Regions from separate parts of the Homo sapiens genome. Here region 1 is linked to region 2. Evidence: read pairs that join two places in POLR2A ChIA-PET (ENCODE). Cell type or tissue: CD4-positive, alpha-beta T cell. All regions are shown on one strand.

Evidence for each region. Peaks named below come from ENCODE experiments on the same cell type or tissue, not always from the same donor. Only the 100,000 strongest peaks of a DNase experiment are listed, where the experiment ranks them.
Region 1: POLR2A ChIA-PET joins it to region 2 with 10 read pairs; 2 of 35 experiments call an interaction of 5 or more read pairs at or near these places.

What each region holds. Positions count from the first base shown.
Region 1 is chr2:27,958,161-27,962,160 of GRCh38, forward strand. All of the region lies in intron 3 of BABAM2 (BRISC and BRCA1 A complex member 2), which reads left to right. Among named protein-coding and RNA genes, the nearest start is that of MIR4263, 36 kb to the right of the region's middle. RefSeq lists a silencer at 1,402-1,696. In CD4-positive, alpha-beta T cell, no CTCF peak of the experiment used is centred here; a DNase peak (open chromatin) is centred at 2,301.
Region 2 is chr2:28,523,477-28,527,476 of GRCh38, forward strand. It overlaps PLB1 (phospholipase B1), which reads left to right. Exons shown (of 58, transcript NM_153021.5): 5 at 1,791-1,831; 6 at 2,429-2,469. Among named protein-coding and RNA genes, the nearest start is that of PLB1, 29 kb to the left of the region's middle. In CD4-positive, alpha-beta T cell, no CTCF peak of the experiment used is centred here; no DNase peak of the experiment used is centred here; H3K27me3 peaks cover 752 bases.

The sequences.
Region 1 (4,000 bases), 570 kb before region 2:
CAGAATCTATGAGCATAAGAAAATGGTTGTTTTAAGCACTGAGTTTGGGGTAGTTTTGTAGGTGGCAGTAGTAATTGGAATGTAGACCCTGAAGAATAGGAGTGGACAAGAGCCTGTAGGAGGGTGGAAGAGATGGGGAGAAGAGCAGAGATATAGAGGTTAAGTCTCCAGAGGGAGAAGGAAAAGACAAAAGGATTAGGAAAGAAATGGGTGAATATTGAGGAGAAAGGGTGAGGAATTCACAACTGATGACAGTAAACAGCATTTAGTTTTTTCAAGAATTCCACTGGCTGCTTTATATATTTTATATATATACATATAAATGTTTATAAATGTATATATATAACATATATACATATACATATATGCATAAACTTATATATGTTTATATATACACACACATATATATGTATATATGTATATTTAGTTTTTTTTTAATTTTTATTTTTTATGAAGTTGAAGTAGAGCTCACCTGCCAAGAGGTAGAAGGTCTACAAAGGCCTGGCTGCTTGGTGGAAAGTATTGAAGATGGTATAGATGACTGACCTTTAGCTTCTTGCCTAACAAATACTCTTGTGAGGAAAGACAGACAGAGGCTTGGCATTTTGTCATTAAGTGTGAGTGGTCTGCCTTCCTTGGGAGAATTTGCACACAGTATACACTATCAGTGTGAAGTACTTTGAGCCCTGCAGAAGAAGGAGAGATGGTTTTTTCCAGAGGAGTGCCTTGGGCTCAATGTGGCTCTGTGTTCGTGAGTTCTGAATCTCAAGATAACTTGAGGAATTTGAATAACCCAAAGCCACTTGTAGTTTTGTGAAATGGAAGGACACCACCTTTAGAGTGGGTACTTAGATTTTAAGTGCTTTCTTGAGAGAAGAAGGCAACAAATCTCCAGTTCTAACTATGAAGCTTTAGAGAGCTTTTGTCCAAATTGAGGACTCAGCATGAGTTGCTAATTGAGTGGCAGAGTTGCTTCTATAAAAGTAAGAATTGTTTTCTGTAGCATCCAGCAATCTGGTCACCAACCACATGCGAGTCAATGTATTGTTTCTGTGAAGGATTACATGCTCCTTGTTTAAATATGGTCCTAAGAGCCTAGGAATCCTGCAAGTTTTAGACAGACAGTTTTCCATTTAGTGACATAAGATACCTAATTAATTGTTGGAATCTTTTAATTAATGTTTCATGAAGAGAGATGCTGGAGAGCCTCATTAAAATACTATTACTGGATAAAAGAACAGTAGTTTCATGACAGGATAACTGTGATATATCCAATCTTTATGTAGTCTAGTCAGAAGATAGAATTTGCTCCTAGGTTATCAGGAGTCTAATATATTTCACTTTTAATCTCTGTCACATGCTTCTATTTCAATATTTCTTAATGTTCTGTTTTTTTTTTTCCTGCTGTGTTGGAGTGACCTTGGCACTTCTGAGATGTTGTGACTTGTGTTTGCTTCTTTCTCTACTTCTTCCCTGAAAACTGCAATACATGTAGATAACTCGCTGTCACAGACACTGCTTGATTTCCTTCTGTCTGACTTGCGTAATTTTCCTGGCAGAGGCACAACTGTCTTTGTCCTTTGTTATCATCAACTTACATTTAAACTATCAGAAAAAATTGCCATTTTGATGCTATTGCTTTTGAAAAACTGCTCATTTTCTTTTGCTTGATTTTTTTTTTTCGTACTTTCAGTGAATGTTGGCTAGAGCTTGTGTGTCTTTAACCGTTTTTACTCTGGTCATAGTTTTATTTTTATTTTTTAGTCTTTTCATTCATTGCTTCTGAAAAGCATTTTTTATGTCTACTTTTGAAGAATTCTGATTGCTTCATCCTAATTTTTCAGCATCTTAATTTTTCATTCATTTCAATAGATTTTTTTCCCCACTTCATCTTCTGTGGATTACTGGACTTGCTTTTGTTCATTGTTAGACTTATTGTTTAGATCTGTCGTGTGTGAACTCAAAGGATCCTTCATACCATTTTTTTTACATCTTTCTTATCCAGTTACTGGGCATTTCAGAGTTATTTGACAGTAGAAAGTATTCAGTTTTTTTCATGAATTCCACAGGCTAATAAACTTGATTTTCACAAAGTTTGTGAAGGCGGGTGGAGTTTTGCACAGACTTCCAAGCACTATTTTGTGGGAGCTAAAGTATAAGGCATAGTCCAAGATTGCCCTTTGTGTGCAAGTTTGATTCTGCTGCTAGTGCTCTGGTTTGTGCCTGTGTGTGCAGTCAGCAAAAGACTCATTGTTAAACAATGAACTCAGAATTCAAAGAAAGATTGGTGTGGTTTTTTTTTTCTCCCCAGCTAGCATTCTGTGGTTATTTCTACTGATTTTTTGGCAAGTGTTGCTTGTCTGTGTCGAGCTGTGCCACATCAGCCTTAAGTTTCTACTTTGCGTAGCTCAGCTAGGAATTAGAAAGAAATATTTACAGTCATATAACATTTCGTATTTTCCAAAGTAGTTTTACTTAAAATGATCTCATTTTAATCTTCCAACAACTTTCTGAGGGCTGGCTGTCTTGCTTTACATATAAGACAGGACCACAGAGCCTAAGTGACTAGCCTGAGGTCAAATAACTGGGAGATCAGGGACCTGGAACTCAAGTCCAGGACTTCTGAGTCCCAAGCCCAATGCTTTTTCCACTTCACATGTTAGGAAATAAATATCATCTTTATTATCATACAATAATAACCTGCTTCTCAGTATTAGTAGATAAGAGCAAATCAACTGCTTATGATGAGAAATAAGGATAAGCAATGGCTTTGCTGAATAGGAAGCAAACACACTATCAGATGCTAATGCCTTCTGCCATACATCAGCTGGGGAAGGTGGTGGTCAGTTGGCATTGGGAAGTAAACTGAAAAACTTCCATTATTGTGTGGCCATCTCTTAGACACTTTAGGAGTAACAACTTGTGGTTGGTTATTTTTTTTTTGTTTCTGAGGACAGAAATCACCTGCAGAAATTGGTGAAGACAGGGTGAGAAGTTAATCAGGCTTATGTGAGACAAAGGCTCAGTTTCAGCTTTGAGATGTAGAGAATAGTCCTAAGTGCTTTATTTTGCTATATGTGTTTTTAAGACAACAGACGGTCCGATCCTCAAACTTACAATGGTTCAACTTAGGATTTTTTCCCTTTGCGGTGGTGCGAAAGTGATACACATTCAGTAGAAACTATGCTTTGAGTACCCATGCAACCATTCTGCTTTTCACTTCCAGTATAGTAGTCAATCAATTACATGAGATAGTCAACACTTTATTATAAAATAGACTTTGTGTTAGATGATTTTGCCTACCTATAAGCTAATGTAAGTGTTCTGAGCACATTTAAGGTAGGCTAGGTTAAGCTATGATGTTCAGTAGGTTATTAAATGCATTTTTTACTTAACAATATTTTCAGCTTATGATGGGCTTACTGGGAGGTAACCCCATTGTAAGTTGAGGAGTATCTGTAGTTAGCATGTGATTGTATCTTCTATGCCTTGACCCAGTAATATGGATTTGTGATTCACTTCTATTACCTGGCCTAATACATCTCTAATTCCCTTAATTATCTTTTTTTTTTTTTTTTTTTTTGAGAGAGAGGGTCTCACTCTGTCACCCAGGCTGGAGTGCAGTGGTGCAATCATAGCTCACCGTAACCTTGACCTCCTAGGCTCAAGTGATCCTCCCATCTCAGCCTCCTGAGTAGCTGGGACTACAGGCATGCACCCCCGCATCTGGCTAATTTTTAAATTTTTTTTGTAGAGATGGGGTCTCACTATGTTGTCCAGGCTGATCGCAAACTCCTGGGCTCAAATGATTATCCTGCCTCAGCCTCCCAAAATAGTGAGATTACAGGCGTGTGCTACCATGCCTGGCCCCCCTTAATTATATCTTTTTGATTCATAAGTTAAACAACAGTTTTGAACTACTTTCTAAAATCATTTGGAAATTTTTGTTTGTTTCTTTTTTTTAAGAAATGAGATCTCACTCTGTGTCACCCAGGCTGGA
Region 2 (4,000 bases):
GCCATAAGGCACACATTCAGCAAACAAAGAGTGTGAAGGGAAAGTGGCTGGGAGTGGGCACGATGGGGACGTGGAGTTTGCTGGGTTAGCCACAGCCTCCCCTCTCTGTGGCTGCCCTCTGAGCCCTTCCCCCAACCCCCTCTCCTGGCCTTGTTCCTCTTATTCTCTCCTCTTTCCTCCCAACATCTCTCTTTACCACCCTCTCCTCCAATCAAGTTCATTTGCAGGGGAGGGGTGATCTATCAATTAATTACCAGAAGCAAATTGATGGTCCTAAGTGACGCTTTGTCTTTAATTGAATCAGCTGCCAACACTGAAATCAGACTTCAAGTAAGTGTTCACATTTCCAGCTCCTCTTGAAAAATGACTCTGGGGGGTGCCCCCTTTGCTTGGGCCCAGGCTGTCCAATTTGCCACAGCCCCAGGAGGCCTGCTCCCCTCATTACCTAACCTGTCGGGTGTCTTTTTAAATAATCCCTGACTTGTATCTTAGTGTGATTTGTTTGTCTCCCTGGGAGATTTATCTCCTGTCTCTTATTGAGGAGCAAAGGACGCTGTCTCCAATTAGTGAGATTTCCCAGTCAGCCTGTCCTACCTGGAGAGCTGCAGAGACGTGACCTAGGTCTATAGGCAGGTGCTCATTGTGGCTGGGTGGTCAGGACAGATGGGCCCTTTAAAGGGAAGTGGTGCAGGCTGGAGTAGGTGACGCGGTGTAGCTGTCTGCCTGTCACCACCACACCTGGAGATACTGTCTTCTAGGAATTTTGAGAGAGAAAATTCACATCAGAAACTGAAAATAATACAACCAAGGAGAGCTAAGATTTGCTAAGTATTTTATATGTCCTGGGCACAATTCCAAGCTTTCTGGGAGCTTACAAAAGGACGTGATTCCCAGTCAAGTTACCACGGTCTCAAATCTAGTCCTAGACTTAGGAACTTCAGCAGAGAGCTCAAGTCCTATGTTGCCCAGCATTTTACCAAGGGGGAAATCGGAAACTTACCTTGTTCGTTCCAAAAATATGGATTCAACATATATTTGTTAAATACTTACAACACACCCAGGCACTGTTCTAGGTCCAAGGAACATAGTTAAGTACAAAATGGACACATTCCTGCCTTCATGGCTCTTATGTCTAGTAGGGGGAGAGTTAAATAAATTCTAGATTTTGGAGGGTCATAATAAAACAATCATTTGTTTCTATGGAGAAAGTTAATGACTTTAGGGGGCATTGAAATCTAAGTGGAGGAAAACGTCCCACACCTTCCATCGCTCCAAGGTCTGACAAACATGCTGCAGAGGAAGCCAAGAACTTTTCCTCCCTGCAGAAGGAGCCTTCATCTTTCTCTGTAGGTTCTCTCTCTCTCTCTCTTTTTTTTTTTTTTTTTTTTTGAGACAGTGTCTCATTCTATGGCCCAGGCTGGAGTGCAGTGGCACCATCTTGGCTTGCTGCAACCTCTGCCTCCTGGGTTCAAGCGATTCTCCTGCCTCAGCCTCCCAAGTAGCTGGGATTATGGGCATGTGCCACAACACCTGGCTAATTTTTGTATTTTTTAGTAGAGATGGGGTTTCGTCATATTGGCCAGGCTGGTCTTGAACTCTTGATCTCACGTGATCCTCCCTGTGCTCAGCCTCCCAAAGTGCTGGGATTACAGGTGTGAGCCACCAAGCCTGGGCTTGTAGGTTCCCTCTTACTGGCAGGAGGGGGAGTTCTGACAGGCAGCTTGCGGTCTAACTAGAAGAGGCTCTGCCACCTCCCCTGGCTGGGTGTTAACATTGAGTATCTATTCCAGCCTCCAGACCCAGGGACGGGCGATCTGGAGAAGCAAGACTGGTAACTATCCTGAAAACACAGAAAACAGAAAGGAGCCCGGAGATGCTCCCATCTAATCTTCTTGCCTTATTAATGGGAAAGATTGGAGGCCAGGGAGGCTCAGTGCCTTGCTCAAGGCTACCCTCTGAGAAGGTAGCAGAGAAGCTCCCAGAACCCAGCCTCCTGCCTCCTTGTCTAACCCTTCCTCTGCCTGAGAACCCCAGTGGGTCCTTGGGGTGAATGAGGAGAAGTGGGAAAGGCTAATAGAGGGAGTGCTTATTTCTCCCCACAAGCTCTACTTGCTCTGCTCTTGGGGAACCATGCAGGGCTGGGGCCAGGCTCAGTCTCATTCTACCCTGGGGTCAGTTTCCCCTTGCAGCTTTGGACCAGATGAGAGCGGGTTGGAGGAGCGGAGGAGGGTCCAGAGAGAGCTGTTTTCCCCATTTTGGCTACTCCATGGCCACTTGAGGTGTGCCTATAACCCCTGGGAGGATAATCCCAGAACCAGAGCAAGGCTAGGCCAAAGACTACTATGAAATAGACCACAGCCAAGGGGAAGGGCTATTGGCAGGTGACACAAATGCAGCCTGACACTCACATGCCTGCTTCTACCTGCAGGACTGAAAGGCCACAGCAGGTGTGCATGGGAGTGATGACAGGTGAGTTGTGGTTTTCACGGCCAGATTTCAGAGTGCCCCTCTCCTTCCCAACACAGCAGCATCCTCTCTAATAAAGAGAATGGACACCACCAGCCACTTTATCACTGGAGCCCAGGAGAAAGGGGACGGTGTTCTGAGAGGACAGATCAGGAAGCCAGGATATGAAAAATCACAAACCCTGAATGGGGGTGTGCGAAATGTATCCAGGGTCTCTGGGCAAACAGAAGCCAGTGGGCATTGGGTTAAGATTGGGGAACCTAGGAGAGGGCTTAGGGGCCAGCTGGAATGGGTGTCGGGGCCAGAGTCCTGAGTTTCCTGCCCACCCAGACCCAGGGCTAGACTTCATCCAGGGAAAATGCCCGTGGTTCACTCCTCCCACCCAAGGGGAGGACCCAGCCGAATTTCCAGTCTATTTTATCCTGTAATATTGCCCTTGCTTGTAAAATACAAGACATCAGTTGGGTTCAGGCAAATGAAATGAAAAAAATAAAAGTCAACTATAATCCCACTATCTAGAGATAATTATTGTTAGCATTTTGGCCTTTTGATTTACAAATGTGCTTGCGAATATACTATCATAATTTAGTTTTTTTAAAATATAATATCAGAGATTCCTTATAATTCTGTTAAGTCACCCTGAAGTTAAGTCCTTTAACAGCAGCTGGGTCAGCCTAGCGGGATGTTAGTCTCCTATGCTTGGTGCTCATAAATCAAGAATAAGGGAAACCACTTCGCCGTCCGTATTAGAGCAAGAAGACGTAGATTACAATGCAAGTGCTCTGCTGAGCTGGTGCTCCATGGGAGTAATGAACAAGTGAGGCAGCTAGTGCCCTGTCAATTCAGCCAGTGAATTGAAAGGAGGGGCCCATGAATTGTTAGGTTCCCTGGAAAGCACAGGGATGAACAGGATGCTGGCCCTGCCTTACAGAACTCATGGTCCAGCAGGGAAGGTTGAGCCTGGCAGTTCAGCCCTCCTGGATCTGATTGACAGGTGAGAGGATGTTGGTGGCCAAAGCGGTAGGCAGGAGGGTCCCCTTGGAGAGAATCAAAGGGTTCTGAAAGGGGAGGCCCATTACCAACTCCGTGGCTATCACAGCTGTGCCTAGGCTTGGCCCTGTTTGTCTTGAAGTGGTAGGAAAAAAGAAGCGGCTTGTTTGGGGGGTGTCTGGGAAGATAGGATATAGTTTAGACCCTGAAGCCACAAATGCAGATGCCTCTTTGCCTAATTTCTCAGTTCGTCTCAATTTTTCCTCCCAATTTGCCCTGTTACAAGTCTGAGTGCCCCTCTCTAAGCAGAGGGGCCAGGAGTCCCAGCTGGCCAGAGGTCCCGCAGAAAGCAGGTGTGAGGGCAGATCTTGCTTCTGAAGCCCTCCGAGGCAGGCCTTACTCCAGCATACCCAATGGGGAAGGAGGGAGGAGTGGAGACCACAGCTGCAAGCTCAGCTGGGTGGCTGAGCCAGCAGGAGGAGCAGGTCTTCCCAGAAGAAAGTACTCTAGGGACATCCAGGCCTGTGCTGTGCAGCATGGGATG